2 separate regions of the Homo sapiens genome follow, and region 2 is linked to region 1. Evidence: chromatin loops called from intact Hi-C (ENCODE). Cell type or tissue: OCI-LY7. All regions are shown on one strand. Each heading gives the region's core, and the rest is flanking DNA. Links, peaks and the distances in the headings are about the cores only.

Region 1 (15,615 bases), core at 4,761-12,760:
TGGACTGAGATGAAGACCTAAATCAAGTGAGATATGCCATACTCATAAATGGGAAGACTCATTATGAAAATAACGTCATGTTTTTCTAATTTAATCTATAAATTTAATGCAATTAAAATAAAAATTCCTGTACAGTTTTTCATAGATCTTGAGGAGCTCAGAAATTCATATGAAAGAGCAAATATCCAAGATTCATCAAGACAATATTGAAAAATAACATAGTGGTACTCATCCTATTAGACATGAAAACTTGTTATAAAGCTACAGTAGTTAAACAATATCATTTTTACCTTGAGAGAGACAAATAGACAGATGGAACGGAATTGAGAACCCAGAAATAAAGCCAAATATCTAAAGATATCTATCCTGTAATAATAGCACTTTGGGAGGCTGAGGTAGAAGAATCATTTGGGGCCAGGAGTTTAGACCAGCCTGGGCAACATAGTGAGTCCTTGCCTCTACAAAAAAAATTTTTAATTAGCTGGGCATAGGGGTGCATGCCTGTAGTCCCAGATACTGGCCAGGTGTGGTGACCCACAGCTGTAATCCCAGCACTTTGGGAAGCTGAGGTGGGAGGCCGTTTGAGCCCAGGAGTTTAAGGCTGCAGTCAGCCATGATTGTGCCACTGCATTACAGCCCAGGCAACAGAGCTAGACTCTGTCTCCCAGAAAAAAAGAGGTAAAAGAAACCTGATATATGATAGAGGAGACATTATAATCAGTAAGGAAAAAGAAAGAACCAGTCAATAAATGATGACCCAATTGTTTATCCATACAGAATACAGAAAAACCATTTTTGACTCCTACCACATAACCACAAACAATAAGTTCCATGTGGATTAAAGATATCTAAATGTGAAACTCAAAAAAATCAACCATAAAGGAAAACAATGGACAAATACGATTATTTTAAAATATAAAACTTTTGCATGCCCAAAGATACCAAAACAAAGTAAAAAAAATCACACTGGAAGAAGATATTTGCAATGCAATAAATAATAAATTAATGACACCTAGAATACTTAAAGAACTTCTAAAATAAGAGGCTGGGCATAGTGGCTTATGCTTATAATCCCAGCACTATGGGAGGCTGAGGAATGAGGATTGCTTGAGCCCAGGAATTTCAAGACCATCCCTAGCCTAGGCAACACTGTGAGACCTCATTTCTACAAAAAATTGAAAAAGTAGCTTGGTGTGGTGGTATGCACCTGTAGTCCCAGCTACTTTGGAGGCTGAGGCAGGAGAATTGCTAGAGCCCAGAAGTTTGAGACTGCAATGAGCTATGATCATGCCACTGTACTCCAGCCTAGGTGACAGAACAAGATTCTGTCTCAAAAAAAGATAGGAAAAAGACAAAAACCCAGTAGAAAATAGGCAAATATATAAGCAGAAGGAGAAATACAAATAGCTATTAAACATATAAGAAGAGGCTGGGTGCGGTGGCTCATGCCTATAACCCCAGCACTTTGGGATGCTGAGGTGGGAGGATCACCTGAGGTTGGGAGTTTGAGACCAGCCTGGCCAACATGGTGAAACCCCGTCTCTACTAAAAATACAAAAATCAGCCAGGCCTGGTGGCACATGGTGGTGCATCCCAGCTACTTGGGAGGCTGAGGCAGGATAATCGCTTGAACCTGGGAGGGGGAGATTGCAGTGAGCTGAGATTGCACCACTGCCCTCCAGCCTTGGCAACAGGGCGAGACTCCATCTCAAAAAAAAAAAAAAAAAAAAAAAAAAAAAAAAAAATCTTTGCACTCATTCTCCAAGCCTAGGTATGGTCCAATTCTTCCAGTACACCAAGGCAAGAAACCCCGGGGTACAGAAAGCCCTCTGTCCTTGCAACAAGGTAGAGGGTCTAATTAAGCTAACACAAGCCGCCCATAGATGGCAAACTAAGAGTACCCTGTAACACACATCCACTGGGGCTTAAGGAGCTGTAAACATTCGCCGCTAGACACTGCCATGGGGTCGGAACCCCACAGCCTGCCCATCTGTATGCTCCCCTAGAGGTTTGAGCAGCAGGGCACTGAAGAAGCGACCCCCACCCCCACCACACACCCAGTTGGGGGACAAGGGAACCTTTCCCGTTTCAGTGATAAGAGAAAATTCCACTGACAAAATGGAAATTGGGCTGTATAGGTAAGAAAGAATATGTCAAAGGAGCCCTGTCTTTTAGGTATAGAATAAAAAAGTCAAGCCAGGAGAAGATGCACCTTTTAAGGAATATCAAAGTGAATAGCATTAACTTTCCAGCTCTAGCAAGTGAAAAGAAGGAACGGCAACACTATCACCAATAAAGAATGCCTTTAAACTCGTAAGATGGTGAGGAGAAAAAGAGACCTTTAAATATTTTTTGCTCATTTAAAAAATTTCCTTCTTTCTGAGAAAATGCCCTGTGACTAGAAAACTAGAATAATCTGAAATGAAAAAGCAGCCAAACAGTACAGACTAGGAAATGGTGGTTTGTAAGTCATCACCTCTTAAGTGCTGGCTTCATGTTCTACTTTTAGAACATAATCAAAGCTAGGTACTCTCTTTCCACAAAAATGCACACTATATCCCCCAAATTTTGCACACAGTTTTAGGGATTCACACACATTTTGATAAACAATCCATGGACACTCTCATCCCCAACATAGGGATCCATGGATGCTAGGTTAAAATCCTTCTTTTAGGGTGGGCGCAGTGGCTCACACTTGTAATCCCAGCACTGGGAGGCTGAGGCCGGCAGATCACTTGAGGTCAGGACTTTGAGACCAGCCTGGGCAACCTGGTGAAACCCTGACTTCACTAAAAATACAAAAATTAACCAGGCGTGGCGGCATGTGCCTGTAATCATAGCTACTCAGGAGGCTGAGGCATGAGAATTGCTTGAATCCAGGAAGCGGAGGTTGCAGTGAGCCGAGATCATACCACTGCACTCCAGCCTGGGTGACACAGCTGGACTTCATCTAATAAATAAATAAATAAATAAATAAAAATAAATAAATAAATAAATAAATCCCTCTTTTAAAGAAATAGATTCAGTAATGTCATCAATAGGCACATCCTGGCTATTGCTGGTGGTATGTATGTATTCTCAAATATTACTACACTGAAACAGTGGAAATGGGATGCCCAGATGACAACAAAAAGTTGGGGCAGGGGAGACAGGGAAATGACAAGTAGAAGGATGGTGAGTTTTGGTGTTAGACAAACACGGGTTTGAATCCCACTCTGTTGTGTGACCTTTATGAAGGTATTTAACTCTTTAAGTCAGCCTCACTTTCCCCATCTGTAAAATATAGACTAACTATAGTGTCAATTTCATGGGATTCTTGTAAGAATTCAACAGGATAATTAATATACACAAGACTATTAAACCCAGTGTCTTGTCATACTTTAAACAGCTTAAAAAATGATAGCTATTTATTATTGACCAGAACGTCACAAATTGGCTATTTTATTTTTGAGACAGTCTTGCTCTGTTTGTTGCCCAGGCTGAAGTGCAGTGGTATGATCTCGATTCACTGTAAGCTCTGCCTCCCAAGCTCAAGTGATTCTTGTGCCTCAGCCTCCTGAGTAGCTGGGACTACAGGCGTATGCCACCACACCTGGCTAATTTTTGTATTTTTAATAGACAGTGTTTTACCATGTTGGCCAGGCTGGTCTCAAACTCCTGGCCTCAAATGATCTGCCCACCTCAGCCTCCTAAAATGCTGGGATTACTTACAGGTGTGAGCCACAATGCCCAGCCAGTTAGTTTAATTTTCTTTCCCAAAATAATTTTAGAACAATGATTTACATAATTAAAAGAGAACTTGTGGCTGGATGTAGTGGCTCATACTTGCAATCCTCATACTTTGGGAGGCTGAGGTGGGAGGATCTCTTGAGGCCAGGAGTTTGAGACCAGCATGGACAACATAGCAAGACCCCCATCTTTACAAATAAAACAAAGAAAATTAGTCTGGCATGGTGTCACACACCTGTAATCCTAGCTACTTGGAAGGCCAAGGCAGGAGGATAGTTTGAGCCCAGGAGTTTAAGGCTGCAGTGAGCTATGACCACACCACTGCACTCCAGCCTGGGTGACAGAGCAAGACCTTGTCTCAAAAGAAGAGAGAGAGAGAGAGAACTTGTTAACTTATTATCCATATAGCTTTGTGGGAAAAGACATCCTTCTATTCTAAAATGAATGTCTGTGTCATGTGCTAGGCAATCACAGCCATATTCCAAGTCTGCTCTTCCTCCCTTGACCTCTGCCACCCTGGTCTTGGTTTTCATCATCTTTCCCTGGGATTCTTCAATAGCCTCTTCACTTGCTTCCCAGTAACTCTCCAACACATGTAGAATAAGGCCCCTCTTAAAAGGCTCTCATATATAATCTGGCCCCCAGATAGGTCTTCCAACCCACCTCCTTCTCTCTTTCTACTCTGGTCATACCCACCTCCACGCTGTTTCCCCGGTACTACACTCCTTTCCTTTCCTGAGCATTGCCTCTTGCTGGTCCCTTTACCTGTGGTTCTCTTACTTCAGAGATCTACATGGCTTGCTCTGTCCTTTCAGTCAGGTCTCTGCTCAAACTTCACTCCCTCAGAGAAGGCTTCTCTGACCAACTCATCTAAGATGGCACCTCATTGCCCCATCCCTCTCTATTCCCTTACCTGTCTTATTTTTCTTCATAGCACCTTCCATATCCCCACTGTTTTGTTTTGTTTTGTTTTGTTTTGAGACAGGGTCTCACTCTGTCATCCAGGCTAGAGTGCAGTGGCACCCTTATGGCTCACTGCAGCCTTTATATCTGGGCTCAAGCAATCCTCCCACCTCAGTCTCCCGAGTAGCTGAGACTACAGGTGCACACCACCATGCCCAACTAATTTTTGTGGGTTTTTTTTTGTGTAGAGACAGGGTTTTGCTATGTTGCCCGGGCTGGTCTTGAACTCCTGGGCTCAAGCGATTCTGCTGCCTTGGCCTCACAAAGTGTTGTTGGGATTACTTATGTGAGCCACTACACCGAGCCTGTATCTTGACATTTTATCACACATTTAGTTATAATTTTTTTTTGAGACAGAGTCTCTCTCTGTCACCCAGGCTAGAGTGCAGTGATGCAATCTCAGCTCACTGCAACCTCCACCTCCCAGGTTCAAGCAATTCTTCTGCCTCAGCCTCCCAAGTAGCTGGGACTACAGTCACGTGCCACCATGCCCAGGTAATTTTTGTATTTTTAGTAGAGACGGGGTTTCACCCTATTTGTCAGGCTGGTCTCGAACTCCTGACTTCAGGTGATCCATTCACCTTGGCTTCCCAAAATGCTGGGATTACAGGTGTGAGTCACCATGCCTGGCCTCTACTTATAATTTTATTGTCCGCCTCTCCCTCCATTGAAAGCAAGGATTTGGTTTTATTTCCTGCCTAGCACAGAGCCTCGCACTTAGGAGATGCTCTGCAAACGTGTGGATGAAGGAAAGAGTGAACGAGGAAGCGAGGGAAGAAGTACAAATCTGGTCTTTGTTTCTGCCTCCTGTGGCTCTTGCTTTAACAAGCTTGGAAATTCCACACCAATATTTCCCCAGCTGGCGGGAAGCTCCGAGGGAGGTGGGATGGCACCTGCTAAGGTGGGGTGCCTGTCAGTGCAACCCCTGCCCGCCGACCTCTCCACAGCCGTGGCAGTGCCCTTCTTTCCTCCTGAATCCTCCCTAATGGACCCTTTAAATAGCACTGGACCCAGGACTGACCTCTCAAAACTCTCCTCGGTTCCTTGATTTAATGAGAATCTTTGCCTTTCCAGCCAAGAACAATGTCACTGGACTTCTGTTTCCTGACCTTTTAGAAAACCCAAGGATGTGGGACAAAAGTCTCACTACAGTTAGCCAGGTCGGTTCTGCTCTGCTGCTGCTCTGCTCTGGATAATCCGTCTTCTTAGCCTGACCAGAGTTTTTCTTAATAAAATTAGTATTGTGCACTCTGATCTCTCGAGGTGTTTGAAAATTGGTTGTATTAATTTTTTCCCTTGTATTTTCGTGGGCACCAAAATTAAGCTTACTGGTCTTCTTCATTTCTCCTTTATAACATAGTCAACATGTAGCTCTTTTTCAACCTTTTGTATGAATTTGAAAGCATTTTGGAAGGGTAGCTGTTATATAATAATCATGACATTTACTTATGTCGGAGGCAGGACGATTACTTGAGCCCAGGAGTTTGAGACCTGCCTGGGCAACACAGGAAGACACTGTCTCTACAAAAAAAATTTAAAAATTAGCTGGGTATGGTGGCATGCACCTGTGGTCCCAGCTGCTCAAGAGCCTAAGGTGGGAGGATCACCTGAGCCTGGGAGATAGTGGTTGCAGGGAGCTGTGACTGCACCATGGCTGCATTTGATTGCAAGTTGTTTTAGCAACATGATTGCATTTAAAGTTATTTAAAAGTTTATAGGCTGACCATGGTGGCTCACACCTGTAATCCCAGCAATTTGGGAGGCCGAAGCGGGTGGGTCACCTGAGGCCAGGAGTTCAAGACTAGCCTGGGCGATGAAGCAAGACTGTCTGAAAAATAAATAAATAAATAAATGAATAAAAGTTTATAACAGTGTTTATAGTTACAATTTATTAAGCACCTACTATGTGCAGCTGTTGTACCAAGAGTATCACATTGATTATCTCACTTAGTCCAATTAACAATCCTATGACATGGGCTATAATAACTAGCACTTATTGTGTGCCAGTTAACCTATTACATATATCACATTATTACACATATTATTTCACTTAATTCTCTCAGTAACTCGATGGCAAAGGTAATGTGATTATCCCCATTTTGCAGATGAAGGATCTGAGGCTCAGAGAGGTGTATTTTTCTGCTAGGGCTGCCGTAAGAAATGATACAAACTGGGTGCCTTTAACAACAGGAATTTATTTTTCTCACAGTTCTGGAGGCTGGAGGTCCAAGATTAAGGCGCCTCCAGGGTTGGCTTCTGATGAGGCCTCTTTTCCTGGCTTGCGGACAGCTGCCTTCTGGCTGTGTCCTCAAATGGCTTTTCATCTGTGCCAGGATGGAGAGAGACAGTTCTCTGATGTTTCTTCTTCTTTTTATAAGGACTTCAATCCTATTGGATTAGGGCCCCACCCCTTCAGCCTCATGTACCTTAATCACCTCCTTAAAGGCCCAATCTCCAAATACAGTCACATTGGGAGTTAAGGCTTCAATCTATGAATTTCAGGGAACACAATTCAGTCTATAACAAGAGGACTTTCTATCTATTGGGAGACTGAAAAACAACAACAACAACAACGACAACAGTAAGAGGGCATATAAAGTATCAGTGCAGTCCTGTCTTCCTGTTAATTCTCCAAAATAATTCCTAATGTCCCCAGTCAGCCTTTGAAAAATGCCTTCTTTCAGTGGCTAAGGCTGAGCCTTGCCATAGCCTACCCATCTCAGCAAACACAGATTATTCTTTCCTAGTGTGTGAAGGCTTCCACTGCTGCTATTAAAACAACTTAAAGCCAGGTACAGAGGCTCAAGCCTGTAATCCCAGCACTTTGGGAGGCTGAGTTGGGAGGATAGCTTGAGCCCAGGAGTTTGAGACCAGCTTGGGGAACACAGGAAGCCTTGTCTCTACAAAAAAATTTAAAATTAGCCAGGCCTGGTGGCGTGCACCTATGGTCCTAGCTACTAGGGAGGCTGAGGTGGGAGGATCGCTTAAGCCCAGGAGTTTGAGACCAGCCTGGGCAACATAGGGAGACCCTGTCTCTGCAAGTAATTTAAAAATTAGCCAGGCGTGGTGGCATGCACTTGTGGTCCTAGCTACTCGGGAGGCTGAGGTGGGAGGATTGCTTGAGTCTGGGAGATAGAGGCTGCAGTGAGCCATGACTGCACCACTGCACTCCAACCTGGGCGACAGAGTGAGGCTGTCTCAAAAACAAACAAACAAACAAAAACTTAAAAAAATGTTTTGTGTGCCTGCGTGTGCAGCAGTTAGAATGACAGCTGAGGTAAAACACGTATTACAAGCTTCTTCCTTGCTGTTGTTCTCTCATCTGCTTCCCCTTCCCGTTGCAGCAAGGAACCTGTCACCTGCACTGCCTGGTTTTGGTAGACAATGCCCAGGTGGCGGCGTCTTCCCTCTGACCTCACCACACCTGTGCCTCCGTGCTGCTGAAGCCCTCTCTGGGATAGGTTGGGACATTTGCTCCTGTCGCTTTCACACGTCTTTTAGTAACTCTTTTCTCTTTTCTTGTTTCAGCACATGAGAAACTTTCTCCTGCTCATCTGCTTTTGTTAACTAAATGCAGGAGCAGGCAGAGCTGTCTTTACTGCAGGAAGCCACACACACCTGCAGACCCGCCTCTGCCATCTGGTCCTTGCTTCTCCAGGTGTGGTCGGCATCCCTGGGAAGCTTGTTTACACAAGCTTCTGGGGTCTCACTTTCGGGGATTTTGATTCATAGGAATAAGGTGGACTTAGAAATCTGTGTTTTAATAAGCACCCCCAACCCTTCCTCAGAGATCTTACTATAAAGCTCAAGAACCATTCATTGGTCCAGGTTCATCTGGTCTAGGAGAGTATGAAAGGGAAGCGTAATGAAAGCACATGTTCACTCATGGCTGCCCTTGACTTCCTTTGGAATTCTCACTCCTTTTGGCCCCAGTTCCATGGGTCTTTGTACAACTGGCTGCTACCACCATGCCTGGCTCTGGGGCTCTTCCATTCCCTTGGCTTGGCTGTGGACAAATACATACTCTCTTTGGCCTGGTGCAGCTGTGGATGCCTGCCAATTGTTTTCTAGTCGTTGCTCTGCTGCTAAGAATTAGTTCACACCAAGTTTTGATCCCACTGATTGAGAAGAAGCCCAATCAGGGCTCCTGATTATGGTGGCTAAGAGCATGGTAGTTACGGTCTTGGCCATGGAAGTTGGAGGGACCTGAGTTTAAATCTCAGCCCCACTCAGTAACATGGCTGTGTGGTTTAAGTCAGACACAGGATCTTTTTGGGCCTCTACTTTCAGATCTGCAAAATAGGATGAAGATATTTTCTGTACCTATGTCAAAGAGTTGATGAGTGGGAAGAATGAAAACATATTCTAAAGGTAAGATTGTGACATGACTGTTGTGCTATAGAGAAAAATATTCAAATTGGTTGCCATGATCCCTTAGAAATTAAAAGACTCCAACATTCTTTTATGTTGAGAGAAATCCCCCAGTATTCTGGAAGTAGTGGGGAGGATGGAGAAATTTTCCTTTATGGGAAACTTAGAAAAAAAAAAGTTGAAATCAATGAAAGCTGACCACCTACCATGAAACTAAGATCAAAGCTGTTCTCTTTCAAATGCAAGAGGAGAAGTTAGCTGGTTGTGTTTGTCTTTCTTCATGTGGGGTGTCTTCTCAGGGCTTGCCACTTGCGGAGTGTGAGCCTAGACAGTGGTCAAGGCAAACCCATATCCTCCCTTGTAAAATGGGAAGGACAATTGCAGGGTCCATCTCAAATTTTATTTGTTAGTTGATAGACACCCATTGTCAGGAAGAAAACTGCTCTCGAAGAGCTGGAGGCCTTCACACCTGCCAGCTGAAGCGTTTGAGGCTGTACCGGCTGCTTCTGAGAAGGCCCTAGTTGTCACACTTGAGCAACTGAGCATCTGGGTGGCTGGAAACCCAAGAACGGTGCCTAGCTCGGCTCTGTCCGGCCTCGAGTCCCCTCATCCCAGACTGAACTGCTGGGGGTGCCCTCTGGAGGTTTATTCGTTTTGGTCTCCTGGTGTTGAAGAATCTGGCTCCTTTTCTTCTTCTTCTGTTTTTTTAAAATTATTTTTATTTCTTATTGATTAAGGCCTCCAGCTTTGCAAAAGAATCTGCCCCCTGCTTTAAAAAACAAAAAAATATTTTTTCTTTTTCTTTTTTTTTGAGGCAGGGTCTCACTCTGGTTACCCAGGCCGGAGTGCAGTGGCCCGATCTTGGCTTACTGCAGCCTTGACTTCCTGGGCTCAAGTGATCCTCCCACCTCAGCCTCTTGAGTAGCTGAGACTACAGTTGTGTGCCACCATGCCCGGCTAATTTTTGCATTTTTGTAGAGACAGGGTTTCACCGTGTTGGCCAGGCTGGTCTTGAACTCCTAACCTCAAGCCATCTGCCCACCCCGGCCTCCCAAAGTGCTGGGATTACAGGCATGAACCACCATGCCCAGCCTGGCCCCTGCTTTTAACAGGATCACTAGCTATGCTCAGCTGGAGTCTACCGCATGCAGTAGGTGCAAACCTGAGCCTATAATTCTGTGCTTTAATTGTGCAACAGGACTTTGAAGCAGGCCTTTCCCAAACTGGTGGTGTGCAGGGGAAATGCCTTGTAGATATTGCTCACAATAGGGAAATCCTCTCCAGTATACTCTGACTGGGGCAGAAATCCTCAGTAAAGGGTTGGGCTTTGAGAGGTATTTCAAAAGAGAGATTAACACTTGTTGTAGAAGTGCTAATCACTGATTGAATTAATCAAGGGCCAAACTACAAGGTGTTCACAAGAAAGATTAGTGACTTCGGGTGTGAATATTCGAAACCAGTATTGGGAAGCCCGGGCCCTGAGGTTTTCCTGAGCACACAACAAAAAAAGGACAAATAGAAGACAGGGTAACGAACGCACCTAGCAATTTCTCCCTAGGCAGTGTTTAGGAATCATTGTTGGAAATATTAACTATCAAGTACATATACAATGTTTAATTTATAATAAGCACTCACACATGTCAGGTTTTGTTATCCCTTTTGTCTACTAAGACCCCTTATTAGAAATTTCAACTGAGAACTAGAGCAAAACATTTTTTTTCTTTAGAGAGAGAGAAAAAGACTGGCTCAATTACTTTTTTAAACATTGAAGAATAGTTTGCCTGCAGGAAAGTTAATAGATCTTAAACAGTGTAAGTTCAACTTCTTTTATAATAAAAGATTGGGAAACAGATTTCAGTGCTACAACATACGGTAAAATGATTTTGTACTTCCTTTCTAGAAAAGGGGATCTGTAATTAGAGAACCAAATAACCAAGGACGTATAACCTGAAAGTGAAATTAGAGCATGTAAGGAAATGGTTGCTTCAAACAAACAGCTATGTCCAAATCACTGAGGCTGTAGGAAATGGTTTTCTAGGAAGTCTGTATTTGCAGGGGACACAGTGGGAGGGAGTGGGGAGGAGGTGGGTACCTGGTGGTGGTTTCTTAGAGAACAAGGAGCTTTGAGAATGAAGTGTTAATTTTATAAGAATATGATGAACAAATCCAAAAGAAGGAAACAAAAAAAAGAACAGAAGGAGATAATATATTAAGTGGAGTTAACTTGGAAAAAGTCATTTAAAAAAATCCAGGTGGGGCCGGGCACAGTGGCTCACGCCTGTAATCCCAGCACCTTGGGAGGCCAAGGCGGGTGGATCACCTGAGGTCGGGAGTTCCAGACCAGCCTGGCCAACATGGTGAAACCCCCTGTCTACTAAAAATACAAAACAAACAAACAAACAAGCAAAAAACCGGTCATGGTGCTATGCGCCTTTAATCCCAGCTACTTGGGAGGCTGAGGCACGAGAGTCGCTTGAACCCAGGAGGTGGAGGTTGCAGTGAGCCAAAGTGGTGCTACTGTACTCCAGCCTGGGCGACAGAGTGAGACTCTGTCTCAAAAAAAAAAAAAAAAAAAATCCACGTGAAACAATTGATAGGTGAATGAGTGCTTTCTTACAACTGAATAGAGGAAGGAGGAGGACACTTACATTTATTAGGCTTTTGTAGGGCCATTGAAGGACAAGGAGGGGTAAAACCATAATATACTTTAGGCTTCCAGCCCAAAGAGGACTTCACATTTAGACAATTGTAGACTAAAGAACTTGAGTAGATGATCCCTTGTAAACATCACTGTAACATACTACAAGGTGGGTAATATTACAGATGGGAAAACAGAAGCTCAGTTTAAAGTCCTGGAAATATCAGTGTACGTTTTGAATGTAAACCAGCCAAAACGGATCCAAAGTTGTGGAAACATGCATCTAACTTTTCTTAGATGGAAAAATTTGTTTACGATACAAATACAGTAATTTATACAATTATTCAGGTAATTAGCAGGTTTAAAATTTTTATCACCTAGACCAGCACTGTCCAATAAATATGTAATGTGTGCCACCTATACATATGTAATTTAAACTCTTCCAGCAGCCACATTTTAAAAAGTAAAATAAACAAGTAAAATTAATTTTAATAGTATATTCTATTTAATATGCCATTTCAACAAATAATAATATCATGTAATAACATGTGATACAAAATTATTAATGAGATAGTTTACTTTTTTCCATGTTAAATCTTTGATTTATGGCATGTATTTTTAGACCTACAGTCTATCTCAATTCAGCCTAGCCACACTTCAAGTGCTCGGTAACCACATGTAGCAATCATACTGGACAACAGAGACACAGATTATGTAAAGTACAAAGGCACTGGTTCTACCCTTGGAGGTTATGACCCCATAAGCCAACAATATGAGAGATCCACCAGAATGTGAGTTAATAAATGGTGAGCGTCTCCCTTTTTGTTTTCCCAGAGAAAAGGCCATAATTTGAGGGGTTTTTGTTGTTGTTCTCAATACAGACAAAGCAAAAGTAACCTTTTACCCCTTTGCCTCTGGTCCTAATTCTCTCTCCAGAAGTAGCCACGGTTAGCAGTGTGGTGTTTCTAGATCTATTTTGTATGATTTTACATATATGTAAAGCATATCTTTGATATGTGTGTTTTATTTCATTTAATTTTTTTTTAATTTTAATTTTTTTTTTTTTGAGACGGAGTTTCACTCTTGTTGCCCAGGCTGGAGGATGCGGTGCAATCTCGGCTCATGGCAACCTCCATCTCCTGGGTTCAAGCAGTTTTCCTGCCTCAGCCTCCAAAATAGTTGGGATTATGGCTAATTTTTGTATTTTTAGTAGAGACAGGGTTTCACCATGTTGGCCAGGCTGGTCTCGAACTCCTGATCTCAGGTGATCTGCCCACCTTGACCTCCCAAAGTGTTGGGATTACAGGCATGAGCCACCATGGCCCGCTGATGTGTGTGTTTAAAAAAAAAAGCTTGGTGAGCTGAGTGTGGTGGCATGTGCCTGTAGTCCCAGCTACTTGAGAGGTTGAGTCAGGGGGATCATTTGAGCCCAGGAGCTCAAGGCTGCAGTGAGCTATGACCTTACCACTGCACTCTAGCTGGGTGACAGAGTGAGACCCTGTTTCAAAAAAAATATTTTTTTGATGACATAGTATAATTTCTTTCAATTCGCTTTTCTCATTTAACAATAGGACTTTGAAAACTCTTCATGTTGGTAGAAATTTCACCCTCATTCTTTTAAACTGTTGCATAGTAGTCTGTAGTTTAACCATTTCCCTGTTGATGGACATGTAAGCTATTTCTAATTTACTGTTGTTATTTTTAGAACAGCAATGGACAAGACAGCCTGTTTTTGATGGTGAAAATAGCAACATTGTTAGAGAGGAGAATGGAAAGTCCGTCAGAGACTGATAAATTAAATACGTTGTTCAGCCAGGTGGGTAGCTCACGCCTGTAATCCCAGCACTTTGGGAGGCAGAGGCGGGAGGATTACTTGAGGTCAGGAGTTCGAGACCAGCCTGGACAACATAGTGAAAGCCCATCGCTAACTAAAAATACAAAAATTAGCCTGGCGTGGTGGCATAAGCCTGTAATCCCAGCTTCTTGGGAGGCTGAGGCAGGAGAATCACTTGAACCTGGGAGGTGGAGGTTGCAGTGAGCTGAGATTGCACCACTGCACTCCAGCCTGGGCAATGCAGTGGGACTCTGCCTCAAAAAAATAAAAATAAAAATAAATAAATAAATACATTGTTCAAATTGTATAGCCTGAGGCCATTGCTGATGCCTCTCTTTGAGCTATACCATTTCCCCCTGAGATGCTCAAAATAAGTCTTTGCAAGTGTTTTTGTTTGTTTGTTTGTTTGTTTTTGTTTTTCCTTTTTTTCTGGTTAGAGGACAGCTTGGCTTTTCAGGGATAAATAGAAAGAATTTTTTTTTTTCAATCCCAGGAATGTGAAAGCCTTCAGCAAGAAGAATAATGTGGTCCCAGTTTGGAAAATTACCTGGGACTCTTCATCCCCTCACCCTATCCTTCAGGTTTCTTCCTGGCTGCTCACTGGTGTCCTGACCCAGTCCTGGCTCCTTGTCTCTTCTCTGCTAGTGCCCTATGCTCCAAAATTCCTCTTTACTTTAATCCTTCCTGGGAGAAACCAATATGATTAAGTTAGTGACAATGATCAATACTTCTCTAACCATCATAAGGAAGGACTGTACTTTGAACACTGTGTGTTAAATTAATGATTCTCTATATCCATCTATCCATGCATTCAACAAATATTTAATGACATCTAACATCTCCCCGGGCTAGGCCCTGGGGATGCAAAGAGGCAGGACAGCCCGTGATGTTATGAGTGGTATCCTAGAGGGTATTACAAATGGAAATAAAGACATTCAGGTACGTGCTGGGAGTGACAGTCATCTTTGGGGTGGTATGAGAGGAGTATATTGTAAAAAGAAACCATTTCAGGATCTACCCAAAGAAATATTTATTTACTTGAGACAGAGTCTTGCTCTGTTGTCCAGGCTGGAGTACAGTGGCGAGATCATGGCTCACTGCAGCCTCAACCTCTGGGCTCAAGCAATCTACTCACTTCAGCCTCCCAAGTAGCTGGTATTACAGGAGCAAGTCACCATGCCCTGCTAATTTAAAATTTTTTTGTAGAACCAGGTTCTCCCTACGTTGTCCAGGCTGGTCTTAAACTGCTGGGCTCAAGAGATCCTCCTGACTTGGCCTCCCAAAGCACTGAGATTACAGTGTGTTAAGTGAGTCTCCTGAAGGCAGCAGATAGTTGGTTGGTGAGTTCTTATCCATTCTGCAGTTATGTATCTTTTAAGTGGAGCATTTAGGCCATTTACATTCAATGATAGTATTGAGATGTGAGGTACCATTCTGTTCATTGTGCTATTTGTTGCTTGTGTACCTTGGTTTTTTTGTTTTTTGTTTTTGATTTTTAAGTTGTATTTTTCTTTTATAGGTTCTGTGTGATTTATGCTTTAAAGAGGTTATGTTTTGATGTGTTTCCAGAATTTGTTTCAAGATTTAGAGCTCCTTTTAGCAGTTCTTATAGTGGTGGCTTGATAATAGTGAATTCTCTCAGCATTTGTTTATCTGAAAAAGACTGTTATCTTTCCTTCATATATGATGCTTAGTTTCACTGGATACAAAAATAACATGGTCATCCTGTAGGCTATCACTTAACATGTAAGGACTCACATAAACTTAAAGTAAAGGGGTGGAAAAAGGCATTTCATGCAAATGGACACCAAAAGTGAGCAGGAGTAGCTATTCTTATATCAGACAAAACAAATTTTAAAGCAACAGCAGTTAAAAGAGACAAAGAGGGATATTATATAATGGGAAAAGGCCTTGTCCACCAGGAAAATAGCACAATCCTAAACATATGTACACCTAACACTGGAGCTCCCAAATTTGTAAAACAATTACTAATAGAACTAAGAAATGAGATAGACAGCAACACAATAATAGTGGTGGACTTCAATACTCCACTGATAGCACTACGCAGGTCATCAAGACA
Region 2 (15,615 bases), core at 5,068-13,067, 59 kb before region 1:
TGGTTTTGTTAGGGACAGATAGAAAGCTGATAAACAACCCATTTGTTCTATGACAGTAGCTCCTCGTCACACTACTGAAGTTAAGCTTCAGTGCTCATTTCCTTTACAAATCCTGTTGTGAGTTTAAGTGGCCTGCTGTTGAATATTTGACTGAAGTGTAGCCTTGACAAGAGTGTTTTCCCAGAGGAATACAGACGAAGCTTTTTTGGACAGTGGCCCTAGAGCAGTGGATTCTGAAATGACTCAGTGAACCTGAAAGGGAACAGAGCATCAGGGAGCCCTACTGTGCGCTATTTGAAACTGTCAGAGATGTTATCCCACAACAGCCTGAACAGGTTCATGTAATTGCCCTCTACTTGGCCAGATGAGGAAACCGAGGGCTAGAGATGAAGCTGTGTAGCTAGGAAGTGATGAAACCTGGATTTGACCCCACTCACTATTTCACACTGTCTGGCAGCTGGGAGCTGCCCTTCCTATATCTCTACCAGTGGTGCATTATTTGTCATTCAAGGAGCTTACACATGCCACCTCCTCCAGGAAGTCATTGCTGATTGCTCACTATTAACCATCCTTCTTATGTGTTTTTATTGTACTTTATCTGTTTCCAATGTAGTCCTTAGGACATTCTGCCTTTTGGTACATTAATTTAATACCTATCTGACTCTTTATAAGAGAAAGGGCTATCTCTTACATTGACCTTGTATATACTGCAGGACTTTCACTATCAAAGGCACTCGATAAATGTTCATTGAGGCTGGGCATGGTGGCTCACACTCCTAATCCCAGTACTTACAGTGGCCAAGGTGGAAGGATCACTTGAGGCCAGGAGTTTGAGACCAGCCTGTGAAACATAGCAAGATCTCATCTCTGCAAAAAAAAATTTTTTTTGAGACAGAGTCTCTCTGTGGCCAGGCTGGAGTGCAGTGGTGCAATCTCAGCTCACCGCAACCTCTGCCTCCCAGGTTCAAGTGATTCTCCTGCCTCAGCCTCCCAAGTAGCTGAGACTACAAGCTCGTGCCACCACGCCCGGCTAATTTTTCTATTTTTAGTAGAGACAGGGTTTCACCATGTTGGCCAGGATGGTCTCGATCTCCTGACCTCGTGATCCACCCGCCTCAGCCTCTCAAAGTGCTAGGCTTACAGGCATGAGCCACTGCACCCAGCCAAAACTTTTTTTAAAAAAATTAGCCAGGCGTGGTGGGGGGCACCAGTAGTCTGAGCTACTCAGGAGGCTGAGGTGGGAGGATCGCTTGAGTCCAGGAGGTTGAGGCTGTAGTGAGCTATGATTGCACCACTGCACTCCAGCCTGGGCGACAGAGTGAGACCTGTCTCCAAAAAGAGTTAAAAAACTGTTCATTGAAATGTTTATAAAATAGGTGGTTCTCAATATCTCATATCCTATTTCCAGAATTATGAAGAACAGTACAGTCAAGGGGGCAGGTCTTGCAGTAAGCCTGACGGGGTTTGAATCCTAGCTGTATGACCTTAGGAGAGTTGCAGAGCTTCTCTGAGTTTCAGATTCCTTCCGTTATAAAGCAAGGATAGGAATAGTATCTACTGCAAAAGGTTGTTGCAGAAGTCCAATAAGAGAAGGCACACATAGTGCTTAGAATAGTGCCTGGTACATAGAAAATGCTCACTGAACCTTGGCTATTATTTTCCAGAAATGTTTGGAGATTTTTATAGCATAGGCAAGAAACTTTGTGGCACTGGTTGTTTACCATTTTAAAACGTAAAAAAAAAGGAAATATTTGATTTGATTAATAGCTGAACTGACAACGTGCAAGAACCATTTAATAATGACCAATCATGAAAGGTTATGGAAAAAGAAATGATTTAAGAAGGCCAAGAGCCAGGCCAAGGTATTGGTAAGCCCTGAACTCATCACATGTCTGGAGTCGACAGTTCAATCAGTTCTAGTTTTGAATATGGGCAGGAGCTTTTTGTAAAAAAAAAGTTTTGGGGCAATATGCATATGGCTTTCTTTTCTTTCTTTCTCTTTTCCTGCCCCCTGGGCAATATGTGTACTGCTTTCTGAGAATGAGTTTCCAAATAATTGTGTACCTACTGATGCAGGTGTCATAATTTCCAAACCCATCCAATCAATATGTACCAGACAGAGATCTGCTCACAGTTCAGAGAGCTAATTTGGTAACTCCAGTGGGCCATTCTGTTCCTTGTTCTGGATAACCAACTAACTAACCTACTGCCTATTGAACACTATTTGACTTGGGTAAGCCCCTCAACATCCCTTTGAGCTTGAATCTTCTTACAGATAAATATGGATCAAAATATGGATACCTCTCCTTCCTTTCCCTCTTTGGACCTCAGTTTCTCATCTGTAAAATGACCAGGTGGCCTCTTAGTCCCTCCTCTGGCTAACCTTCCATGGTTCTGCCTCCCGGGGATGCTGTAAAGTCAGTTCAATGATACTGACTAAACTGCTGTGAACTTCCTGACCCAGGGCCCAGCTGGACACCAACTGACTAGGAGAGTTGATGGCTACACAGGGAAGAACTGCCTCTCCTCAGCTGCCGGACAGGGAAAGGAGGGGTGGGGCAGCTGCTGATGGCTATGTCTTCCCCTGTGTCCTGGTCACCTGGCCTCTGCTTGCATGCAACAACTCTATTTTTGAACAGGAGGTGGGTGGCAGGAGGGCCCAGAGGTCTGAATTTTCTTAAACAGCCAGGCATCCTTGGGCTGACACGGTGTCCTAGCTCTCATCAAAGGACATGATGAATATATATAAAGCGAAGCTACATGAGCAGCCCACTGTGAAGGGAGGAGAAGGGCAGGAGGTCTTGAAGCCTAGATTCTTTGGCTCCAGGTGGCTGGAAAAGTCAATAGCTCTAGACAGTTTCCCAAGCCGGCTGCGCACCAGCAGCACTTGGAAAGGTAGTTTGAAGTACAGATTTGTGGGCTGTAGCTTAGAACACTCTGATTCAGTAGGTGAATGGCCTGAGCATCTTATTTTTAGCAAACTCCCCAGGTGGTTCTCGTGCACAGCGAGGCTTGGGAATCCCTTTGGTTTAGGTCATGGGGAGATAGAAGTGATAAGAGAAGAATGGCTGGTGAAGCACATCAGCTCCACCCATGCTCCAGTGGGGTCAGTAGTATGTGGCATCCCAGCTCATTCCAGCTGTGCCATGGTTGTGTCTTAAAATCTCAAAGCCTCGATGCTTATTTCTAAAATGGGAATCATACTGACAACCCCATAGTATCAATGTGAGGGTGAAATGGATGATGCCCATAAGGCACTTAGCAGGGGGCCTGGCACAGAGTGAGCATTGAATAAATGTCAGTTATTGTCATTATTGTTGTTGTTAACATTATTATGGAGGGCCAGGTGCGGTGGTTCCCACTTGTAATCGCAGCACTTTGGGAGGTTGAGGTGCAAGAATTGCTTGAGGCCAGGAGTTCGAGACCAGCCTGGGCAACATAACAAGATCCTTTTTCTACACACACACACACACACACACACACACACACACACACACACACACACACCTACCTGAAAAAATTAGCCAGGTGTGGTGGTGCATGCCTTTAGTCCTAGCTACTCAGGGGGCTGAGGAGAGAGAATCACTTGAACTCAGGAGTTGGAGGTTGCAGTGAGCTATGATTGTGCCACTGCACTCCAGCCTGGGCAACAGGGTGAGACCTCATCTCTTAAAAAAAAAATTAAAAAGAAAAGATTTTTAAATTCTTAAGAAAAACCCAAACAAAAACCATTATTAACTAATGAAGCACTTGGCCATTCCTGGCTGTTGTTCTCTTCCTTATTGTAGGGTGGGTGTCTTAGTTTGGGCTGCTAGAACAAATATAACAGACTGGGTACTTAAACAACAAGCATTTCTTTCACACAGTTTTGGAGACTGGAAGTCCAAGGTCAAGGTACCGACAGATCCAGTGTCTGGAGCGGGCCCACTTTCTGGTTCATAGATGGCTGTCTTCTCACTGAGTGCTCACATGGCAGAGAGCAGAGAGACACAAGAAGCAACCTCTCATGTCTCTTCTTAGAAAAGCATGAATCCCATTTCTGAGGGCTCTACTCTCATGATCTAATCACCTCCCAAAGCCCCTGCCTCCTAATTCCGTCACACTGGGGGTAAAGATTTCAGCATATGAATTCTGTTCAGTCCGTAACAGTGGGATAGCCCTGGACAACATCTAAGGTCTTGTTTGCTAGATGATTTGCTCCAGAGCCCCCAAGGAACTGCACTTGTAACACATTTTACAAAGATGACTCATGAAAGTAGGGCTAAAAAATGTTAATATTATTCAATCTGGGTGATGAGTATTTAACTGGCTATTAAGATATTCCTTCAATTTCCTTGATATTTGAAATATTTCATAACAACAACAGCAACAATAAACTAAGCTAATATTCATAAATGCCAGCTGATTGGTTCATGTTAATCCCAGCTGGTGTGACCTTGATCAAAATGGGTAAGCAGGCAAAATGGCCTTCAGGACCCTCCAGCTGTGTGACTATACTCCCCTCTTTGAGACCCCTGTCAGTCCCTCCCAAGTTCTTCAGCCACCCAAGACCTCCCTTCCTCAAGGACCTGTTCTTCCAGAGCTCCTGATCTCATCTTGGAGCTAGTTTGATTGGAGGTATTAACAGTTGATGGTGGCTTAATTTCGATTTCTGCTTTTTCTCATAAACCAAGTGGCATACACGTCAGACCCCTGCCTGTGAGTGATGAGGACATTTTGATGGAGGGTGAAAGTTGTACACTACCCTCGCAAACTACTAGGTGTAAAGCTGCTCCCTTTTTGCATGGAAAGGTCAACTCCATTTCAACATTATAATGTTCAGTTTCTGTTCAGAGCAATTCAGAATGGTGCCAAAACAACTGCTCAATTCAGGCTTGTGTGTGTGTGTGTGTGTGTGTGTGTGTGTGTGTGTTTAACCTGTCAGTTTGTTGGTTGAAAAAAAAAGTGATGAGTTGCCTTTATGTAAACAAAATAGCCAGTTAATTGACTGGGATTTTCACTTTTTAACCAGTCATCATTGCAAAGACAAAGAGAACTTTTGCTAAGTTGCTTTTCACAATGTCACACAGTCAAACAAGCACACATTCAAGGTGAGATTTTCCTTTAGTTACTATCCTTCTCTGGTGTGAATACCTAACCTGATATCAAATCTTTCTCTTCTTCCTTCACAGTCCTCCAGATGTGCTTTGATTTCCTTAGTGTCTTAGTTTTCTCCTGAGGAGCCACCTCTCTCTCTTGGATACCTGCAGCGCTGCCCAAACTTCAATCATTCCCATATGGCTCTCCTGGTTTTTGCCATATCCATGTACCACCCTTCCTATCATTGAACCAGCTTTCTTTACATAAAATCACTTAGAAAATAAGTTTATTTTTGCCAGGCACGGTGGCTCACGCCTGTAATCCCAGCACTTTGGGAAGCCGAGGCCGTTGGATCACCTGAAGTCAGGAGTTTGAGACCAGACTGACCAACATGGTGAAGCCCCATCTCTATTAAAAATACAAAATTAGCCGGGCATGATGGTACATGCCCGTAATCCCAGCTACTTGGGGGACTGAGGCAGGAGAATCGCTTGAACCCAGGAGGGAGAGGTTGCAGTGAGCCAAGATCGCGCCATTGCACTCCAGCCTGGGTGACAAGAGCGAAATTCCATCTTGAAAAACAAACAAAAAAAAGAAAAGAAATTCATTTTTAAAGAGTACTTAACATTATTACCATAAATGGAAAACCAGTATTACCATACATAGAGGGTAACCATAAAAATTAACATAGTGAAAACAAAAAGCAGTGTTCCTAAATTCTAGCTGGATTCCCTAATAAGAATCTTGATCTAAGACCTGCTTTCTCTTTGTTAATAAAAAAATAAAGGGGGGCCGGTCACAGTGGCTCACGCCTGTAATCCCAGCACTTTGAGAGGCTGAGGTGGGCGAATCACTTGATGTCAGGAGTTCCAGACCAGCCTGGCCAACATGGCAAAACCCCATCTGTACCAAAAATACAAAAATTACCTCAGCGTGGTGGTGCATGTCTGTAGTTTCAGCTACTCGGGAGGCTGAGGCAGGGGAATCACTTGAACCTGGGAGGCAGAGGTTGCGGTGAGCCGAGATCATGCCACTGCACTCCAGCCTGGATGACAGAGTGAAACTCTGTCTCGGGAAAAAAAAAAAAAAAAAAAAAAGGAGTCTCAAGTGTTAAAGTTTAAAAACATATAGCACCAAACTCAGATTTTTCCTCCTTCATTTAATCCAAGCAACCAAAAAAGCTAATAACCTCTTTAAGTAATTGTTATTTAATGCCTACAATGATCCCTTATGCTAAAAGTAGCCACATCCCACTCTTTGGAGCTCTGGATCCTTGCAAATTGTCTTCCAATCAGACTACCTGCTTCTATTCTGGCCTTAATACCTTGAATGCCCAAGCCACCCACTCCCTTGTTAGCTTTGGAGTCTTGCATTCTTTCCCAGCGTCTTCTACAAGTCTCTTCAGGCCTTTGTACCTCACCTCACTTGCCACTCATTCAGGTCCACATAGATGCTAATTTTGTGAGCATTTTTCCTAAACCCTGCCTCAAAGACTTCCAAGGAAGGCTGACAGTGTGTCACTTAGCCTCTCAGAGGCTCCATTTCCTCATCTGCAAATCAACGAAGTCTAATCATTCTGGCCTCACAGACTGTTGCGAGGATTAAATGATCCAATGGAGAGAAAGTGCCTTGCACAATGGCCGTAATACATGCTCAATAAGCGGCAGCACGTTGTTAGCCATGGAGTCATCCAGTCTGACTCCAGTGTCAACTTCTTTCAGTCAGTTCTTGAACTACCTCTTAGCCCTTGCTACACACATTCACTGGCTCTTACAAATGCCAATAAGCTGTTGGTTTACTCAAACTCCTGGTCAGTGATGGTTGATTGTCTGGAATGCCATGTGTGTTTGCTTGGTGTATCTCAGACCTGGAGTAGCTACGGAAGTCAAGGAGTCCTGCAAGGGAGTGTGATTGGATAGCATGTCCTACTGTTCCCACCAGAGAGATTCATGTCTTCGTGGACAGCTTTTGTTATCCTCCCTTAGTGGACGTAAGTAGAGGGACAGTTTTTACAAGGGACTGTGGCCATTTGCTCTCAAGAGGCTTTGGAGTCTCCTCCTGAGTATGAGGCACTAAGTTCCCATGGTAAGATCAGTTTCTTTGTACAAGCCTCTCCAGCCCGTCTTTGCCTTACACACTAGACTCTTGGGACCGGGGCTCATCCTCTTATAAAAGGATGCCAAGCAGAGGGTCATACAGTAAAGGGAGGTAAACATTCTTTTAAACTAGTTTATCAATTCAACACAGCACAGTGGTGTTGGGTTACCAGGGTCAACAGCCAGCAGTCACATTCCTCAGCTGTTCGATTGGGGCAATGCATTAACAAACAGCCAGGGAAACTCTTTTTGATTAATTATGTTGATAAGTTTTTTTTGTAGTGTGCTACAAGCTCTTTTAATTTAATCTGCTTGGACAGCAGCCCATTCAGGTGAAATGTCTTGACTTATCTAAAGAAGCACTGATGAGAAGGCTACTGGGCCTGGGATTTTACTGTACTATCATGTAATCATTAACACATGTGGCTACTGTTTTCCTGCATTTTGATTTTCTTCTTGAAAGGAAGGACATGTCTGTGGGGTGGGGGTATTAGGGAAGTAAGGATGAGACCCAGCAGCAGTGACAGGAAAAGAGGATGCTATTACTAGCTGAGCCTGAAAACACTATCTTTATTGCCAGGAGTAAAAGTATTTGAAAGCACTAATAATGGCTTCAGTGAATACTCATCTTTTAAAAAAGAGCAAAGGATGGCGAGGACATAGTTCTCTCAAAGAGTGGAAGTCTTCTAGATTAGGGTTGTCCAATCTTTTCACTTCCCTGGGCCATGATGGAAGAAAAATTGTCTTGGGCCACACATAAAATACACTCACAGTAATGATAGGTGATGAGCTAAAAAAAAAAATTGCAAAAAAACCTCATAATGTTATAAGAAAGTTTATGAATTTGCATTGGGCTGCATTTAAAGCCATCCTGGGCCACGTGTGGCACATGGGCCGCGAGTTGGACAAGCTTGTTCTAGATCAAGGTTTCTCAACCTTGGAAATACTGGCACTTTGGGCTGGATAAGGCTCTGTTGTGGGGTGCCTGTCCTGTGCACTGTAGGATGTGTAGCCTTTTCCCAGTAGGTGCCAGCAGCACCCCTCACCCCCACAATTGTGATAACCAAAAAGATCTGTAGACATTGCCAAATGTCTCCTGGGGCACAAAATTGCCCCCAGTTGAGAACCACTGTCCTGGATGTACAGATTCAAATCTTAAGTAGCCTATTATGACTCTCTGCTGATCTCTTTTCCATCACCTCATTTAAGACACAATTCAACACATAGCTCTTCCAGGGGGCCCATCCTCACTGACTTCTTTGTCATCTGTCCTCCCTACATTAAGACCTTGGGTCTATACTATCTTCTCCTTCCTTCTCTTCTTCCTCTTCTCCCTTCTTGTTTTTTCATCCACAGAACTCTGTTCTGAGCAACTGTTCAATATCAACTTGTGAATTAACCAGGGAATTATTTCTCCTTTATGTTTGTGACAGACATCTATCTCAGAGGCAACCCAGACAAAATTTCCCAAATTATCCAAAAATAAAATGAATATTCTCTGATTAAAAACAGATGTCTAGGCCGGGCACAGTGGCTCATGCCTGTAATCCCAACACCTTGGGAGGCTGAGGGGCTGGATCACCTGAGGTCAAGAGTTCGAGACTAGTCTGGCCAACATGGTGAAACCCCGTCTCCACTAATAATACAAAAATTAGCTGGGTGTGGTGGTGGGTGCCTATAGTCCCAGCTACTCAGGAGGCTAAGACAGGAGAATTGCTTGAACCCGGGAGGCGGAGTTTGCAGTGAGCTGAGATAGAGCCACTGCACTGCAGCCTGGTCAACAGAGCTAGACTCAGTCTCAAAAACAAACAAACAAACAAACAACAGAAAAAAAAAAACACAGACATTTAGGCCAGGCACAGTGGCTTGTGCCTATAATCCCAACACATTGGGAGGCCAAGGAGGGAGGATTGCTTGAAACACAGAGTTCAAGACCAGCCTGGGCAATGTAGTGAGACCCTGTCTCTATGAAAAATAAGAGAGAGAGAGGGAGAGAGAAAGTAAAAAATACATGTCTAAATGGGGGCAGTTTAAATTTGAGGTGAGAAGTGGCAGGAAGAAGTGGCAGAATTACAGAAATTAAAAATAGCTCACACTCTGCAAGCACTTAATCCACTATATGCCACATGCATTATCTCATTTAATTCACACATTATCCCCATTTTGTAGAGGAGGAAATAGAGTTTTAGTGAAGTGAAGTAATTTGTGCAAGTTCCCAGAGTCGAACTGGCAGTGTGAGGATTTGAACCTGGGCAGCTTGATCCTGGGGTGGGTCCTCAGCCCCTGTTCACACAGTTAAAGTCCTAAAGGGGTGGAAGGTCACCAAATAAGGCTGAGGACCAAGGGCAGGATGACTTTTCAGGAGCTGTAAGAACAACTTGTCTGAATTCTAGAGGCCCCAGCTTTCAGTGTCTGGACCTATGCAAATCTGCAAGTGAATGTGGTCCTATTTCTTTGTTTCCATCTGTCTTAGTGAAACTGGCCCTGCTTAGCGGTGTGGAGTATTGCTTTCCCAGTTTAGAAAGTTAATTTATAAAGACAGCTGAAGTGAAGAATATGGTTCAAGAGGGTGCCTCAGCTAGCAGGTGCTGGGGGAGTGGGGTGGGGGTGGGGAATATAGGGCTGGAGAATCACGAAATAAATTAAATCTTTGACATTTGATGACTGTGGGAGAAAAACATGTGTGGACATAGATCCAAAGCCTTGGCAGTACCTATCCCTTACCTGTCCTAAGCCCCGTTTTTTGCTCATTTTGTATTTCTCATACGAAAGCACAAAGTTGTAGTTTCCAATTTCTTGGTGGCAAAATTGTGGCAAACATTGAAAAATATTTGAAAAAGATTTCCCTTTGCTCTTCTCCTTCTCCTTCTCCCTCTCCCTCTTCCTCTCCTTCTCCCTCCCCCTCCCTTCCTCCTCCTCCTCCTCCTCCTCCTCCTCCTCCTCCTCCTCCTCCTCCTCCTCCTCCTCCTTCTTCTTCTTCTTCTTCTTCTTCTTCTTCTTCTTCTTCTTCTTCTTCTTCTTCTTCTTCTTCTTCTTCTTTCTTCTTCTTCTTCTTCTGTGTTTGTTTTTTTGAGATGGAGTCTCACTCTGTTGCCAGGCTGGAGTGCAGTGGCTCGGCTCACTGCTGCAACCTCCGCCTCTGGGTTCAAGAGATTCTCCTGCCTCAGCCTCCCAAGTAGCACAGCCATCATGTCTGGCTAATTTTTGTATTCTTAGTAGAGACGGAGTTTTGCCATGTTGGCCAGGCTGGTCTTGAACTCCTCTCCTCAAGTGATTCACCTGCCTCAGCCTCCCAAAGTGCTGGGATTACAGGCGTGAGCCACCATGCCTGGCCTCTAGCCTCCTCTTGAGCCACCTTTTCTTCATACTGTGTTGCAGCCATACTGGCCTTTCCACTATTCCTGCCTCAGGACCTTTGCACATGATGGTTGCTTTACATGGGTGCTGACTCCTTTGCCCAGGTAAGCTCCTCAGGTCTTTGTTTACATATCACTTCCTCAGAGGGCCTTCCTGACTTCCTTCTCTAAACTGATTTCTTTCTTCACTATTCTCTCAGCACTTCTTTTTTTGGGGGAGGCAGGGAACACAGTCTCACTTTGTTGCCCAGGCTGGAGTGCAATGGTGTGACCTTGGCTCGCTGAAACCTCCAACTCCTGGGTTCAAGGGATTCTTTGCCTCAGCCTCCCAAGTAGCACACGCCATCATGCCTAGCTAATTTTTGTATTCTTGTAGAGACGGGGTTTCACCATGTTGGCCAGGCTGGTCTCAAACTCCCGTCCTCAAGTGACCTACCTGCCTTAGCCTCCCAAAGTGCTGGGATTACAGGCGTGAGCCATGATGCCTGGCCTTCTCAGCACTTCTTTTGGAGAATTTTCCATAACTTAATGTTTGTCTCCCAACTACACTATAAGTTCCCTGAGAACAGGGACTTAGCATTCCATATGGCAATGGCACACAATGGCCTGGCACACAGTGTTTTATAAATATTTGTTGAGGGAATACATGAAGTCTAGACTGAATATTTGGTTGATTTGGAAGCAGTTGTGTGTTTCCTGCCTTTTAACTTTAAAAATGTGTGAAAATTTTCAAATGTACATAAAATTAGAATAATACAACGAGCTTTTATATACACATCACCTAGATTCACCAATTGTCAAGATTTTGCCACATTTACATGATTTTTTCCCTTTTTTAACTTAAAATTTTCCCTAGCCTTCTAAAGGCACAGAAACATTAGCTACCATTCATTGTGTTTACTATGTGCCAGTAAATGTGCTACATGTTTCTTTCTTTCTTTTTCTTTCTTTCTTTCTCTTTCTTTCTTTCTTTCTCTCTCTCTCTCTCTCTCTCTTTCTTTCTTTCCTTCTTTCTTTCTTGAGACAGAGTTTCGCTCTGTCACCCAGGCTGGTGTGCAGTGGCGAGATCTCGGCTCACTGCAACCTCTGCCTGCCAGGTTCAAGTGATTCTCCTGCCTCAGCCTCCTGGGTAGCTGGAATTACAGGTGCCTGCCACCATGCCTGGCTAATTTTTTTGTATTTTTAGTAGAGACGGGGTTTCGCCATGTTGGCCAGGCTGGTCTCGAACTCCTGACCTCTCGGCCTACCAAAGTGCTGGGATTACTAGGCATGAGCCACCACTCCTGGCCTAAATGTTTCTTACACATGTTGTTATTTAATCTTCTCAACAACTCTGCTGTGGGTATTATAACCCTATTTTAGAAAGGTGGACGCTGATACAGTGTAAGTCACTTTATGCAGTGTTCCCACTTTAGTAGGTGGAAATCTGGGACTCCAAAGTTCATGTTCTGAACTATCAAACATTGCTCTTTATAGATTTAATCAAACACATTTCTCTCCCACCTGCCCTTTCTTCTTCATACCTACAGACTTCTAAATGTTTGAAACATTTTTATTGTGCCTAACCTGTAGGGCAAGTGCTCTAGTGCCTGTGAAAAAAGAACAGCAATTGGCTTTATTATTCTCCTAATAAAAAATCAATTTGGCAATAAACATTTATTGAACCCTTTTTTATTTATCAAGCACCATGTTAAGAGCTGGGGAGACAACAGTGAATGAAATAAATATTGTCTCTACTCTTATGGAGCACAGTAGAGTCAGGTTCTCCAACAGTAATTCAGATAGTTTGTGGTTGGATCCACCCTATATAAACATCCTCTTGGCTTTCCAACTGAGACCATAGGTTTACAATGAGCAAAGTAAGATGGAGCAGCTGACGCTGAGGGTTCAAAATAGTCACCTCCACTATTTAGAGGTTTCTTCTCTGACACTCCCCTCTACTTTTTTCCTTGCCCTCTGTTTCCTGACTACCCTGGAGCAGTACCGCTTTCATCTCTGACTGGACAAAGGAAGGGACAAGATGTGTAATTCAAAATTACTCTGATAGCTACACAGGTCTTCTGTGTACAGTTGTGCAATTTGTGCACTGCACAAAGACATCTGGTTGAAGAGCTGGCTGGAGCTGAAATCCTGCTTGTGCCCCATTTGCCAAGGGGTGGCCCCACCTGGGGCTCTACCAGCCTTGAGGAAGGGCCTCTTTTTCTACCTACCAAGATTCCCATGGTGGACACCAGGAGCCACGGGTCCATGAGCTACAGAGGCATCCCATGAACTTGAGGAAGCCCTCTTGGCCAACCTAGAAAGAGAATGGAAAGGGAGATCATTGAAACAGCTGGGTCAAATTGAAATTTTGGATTATGTGTGAAACTCACCATTTGTACTCTCCATGTCGCCCATGGACTCAGTGGATGGAATTCAAAGTGCCTTCAGGTTTGATGGCAGTAAGAATGCCAGTTCAACACAGGAAAAAGGCATGGTGGTTAAAAGCATACACTTTATAGGGTACATAATGTGACTTGAGAGACTTCTTGCCAGCAAGCAATAGAAGAGAATGGAAGAATTGGTAACAATTTTCAGGTGGTTTATTTCCTAGACTTAATTCCTAGAGCTAAGCAGATCACCTCATCATAATGACGAAGAGAATACTAACACCTGCACAGCCCTCTCCAGCATAAACCAAGAGGTTTTTCACAGGGAGTACATTCATTGTTTTTCTGATTGTGTATAGCAATATTAATAGCTTTCATTTAGTAAGCACAGATACGTGCAGGACATTGTACTGAGAATTTCACCTACATTGCTTTATTGAATTCTCTTTATATCCCCATAAAGGAGGTATGATTATGTTTTATGCATGGGGACACTGACATTTGAGTTACTCAAGGTCATATAATAAAGAAGTGGTACAGCAGGGCTTGAACCCTTGCCTTTTGACTTCAAAACCCACACCTGGCCATGCGCAGTGGCTCACATCTGTAACCTAGCACTTTGGGAGGCCAAGGTGGGTGGATCACTTGAGGTCAAGAGTTCGAGACCAGCCTGGCCAACATGGTGAAACCCCATCTGTACTAAAAATACAAAAATTAGCTGGGCATGGTGGCAGGCACCTGTAATCCCAGCTACTCGGGAGGCTGAGGCAGGAGAATCGCTTGAACCCAGGAGGCCAAGGTTCAGTGAGCCAAGATTGCACTGCTGCACTCCAGTCTGGGTGTCAGAGCAAGACTGTGTCTCAAAAAAAAAAGAAAAAAGAAAAAAGAAAAAAAGAACAAAACCCACACCTGGAACCACCACGCATGCCTGTTTTGGGGGAACAGTCTGTTCTGTTAGGTCTCTATCCTGGCCTGGGGGACCTACCACACACATCTCAGACTTCTGTTCAAACATATCCAACTTCCTCCAAGTTGGGACCTTTTTTAGCTTTCTTTTCTTGAATACCCACTGCCTTCATGCATAACTGATGAATAGGAATCCTTCTTGGGCAGTGCAGCTAACTGGCCACTTTTTCTCAGTATTATCACAATTCACACTCATGTCACAAGCCACACCCCAGCCAAGGTCTTTAACCTCTGCCAACCTCATGGCTCAGTAGAAGCACTGCTATAAGTATATTAAAAAACTTTGTAAGGGTTTTTCTGCCAACCTCAATAGCTCAGCAGAAAACTGACATAAGAAAATATTTTAAAAACCTTATAAGGATTTTTCTCTTTGACAATCTCCCCACAGCTGTCCATAGGAGAGGACAGTAATCGAAAAGACGTGTCTTTTTGATTAATGGGATTTGGGGGGATCAAAGAGACTTCAGTTTAACAGGATGAAAAATGTCTTTCGTGGGAAGTTGGGGCAGGAGGTGTTGGCACTGAGAGATGGTTTTTATGGTCCTAAGATCACAGGTATGATCAGGTGTTGACGATAATTATTTTTTGTTTTGGGTTCAAGTGAGAGAATTGGTACGCAATTCTTGGCTAGCATGGTATTTTCTTTCACCTTTTAAATTGAAGAGTTTATAGTTTTTGTAAGACAAAGTTACCAACCTCATGATAATAATAACTCACATTTGTTTTGTACTTACCTTATAATGCTTTAAGTAGTTTATAAACATTCTTTTATTTAATCCTCACAACCACTTTGTGAAGGAGGCATATTCATTATTGGCATTTTACAGATGACAAGATGGAGTCTCACAAAGGGTATGAAGTTGTGACTGTGTAAGCTGAACAAGTGTAGAGAGCTAATGTACAATATGAAAACTACAGTTAATAATACCGTATTCTATACTGGTGTTTGCCAAAAGAGAAGATTTTAGGTACTTTTTTTTTTTTTTTTTTTTTTTTTTTAGACAGGGTCTTCCTCTGTCACTCAGGCTGGAGTGCAGTGGTGAAATCTCAGCTCACCGCAGCCAAGACTTCCTGGGCTTAAATGAGCCTCCCACCTCGACCTCCTAAAGTGCTGGGTTTACAGACATGAGCCACCATGCCTGGCAGATTTTGGGTACTCTTAATACACACACAAACACACACACACACACACACACACACAGAGAAAGAGAGAGAGAGAGAGAGAGAGAGAGAGATCTGGGTGCAGTGGTACACGCCTGTAGTCCCAGCTTCCCAGCTACTTGGGAGGCTGAGGTGGGAGAATTGCTTGAGCCCAGGAGTTCAAGGTACCACTGCACTCCAGCCTGGGTGACAGAGTGAGACCCTGTCTTAAAAATAATAATAATAATAAAATAAAATAAAGAAAAGTAAAAAATGTAGCTGTGAGGTGATGGGCATGTTAATTTGCTTGACTATGGTAATCACCTTGGCATGTATATGTACCTCAAGATAAGTGTAGCAAAACGTGTTACACATCTTAAATATGTACAATTTAAAAACAAGACAGAGGCTCAGGAAGGAGAAATAACTCGCTCAAGGTCACATAGCTAGTAAGTGGCAGAGCCTGAGTTCAAAACTGAGCAGCTGCCTCCAGGTTGGGCTTGTCACCACTATTTCATGTACCCTCTAAATTCTTGTGGGGAAATCAGGGTGCTTATTCAATCCATGCTGCATATAGAGGTTGTTAGATGGCGAATACTTCTTGTCCAT

What was found. A loop is a pair of places that touch in the nucleus more often than their neighbours do. Peaks named below come from ENCODE experiments on the same cell type or tissue, not always from the same donor. Only the 100,000 strongest peaks of a DNase experiment are listed, where the experiment ranks them.
Region 2: a loop joins it to region 1, with 7 times the contacts of the local background. A loop is called at or near these places in 4 of 110 quality-filtered maps.

What each region holds. Positions count from the first base shown.
Region 1 is chr10:92,779,629-92,795,243 of GRCh38, forward strand. No RefSeq gene overlaps it. Among named protein-coding and RNA genes, the nearest start is that of EXOC6, 61 kb to the right of the region's middle. In OCI-LY7, for the core only: CTCF peaks have their summits at 8,181 and 9,704 (motif pointing left); DNase peaks (open chromatin) are centred at 8,173 and 9,583; H3K4me3 peaks cover 948 bases; H3K27ac peaks cover 1,097 bases.
Region 2 is chr10:92,720,445-92,736,059 of GRCh38, forward strand. No RefSeq gene overlaps it. Among named protein-coding and RNA genes, the nearest start is that of HHEX, 38 kb to the left of the region's middle. RefSeq lists enhancers at 1-387, 6,818-7,320, 9,436-9,535 and a silencer at 9,746-9,795. In OCI-LY7, for the core only: no CTCF peak of the experiment used is centred there; a DNase peak (open chromatin) is centred at 9,647; H3K4me3 peaks cover 1,109 bases; H3K27ac peaks cover 1,857 bases.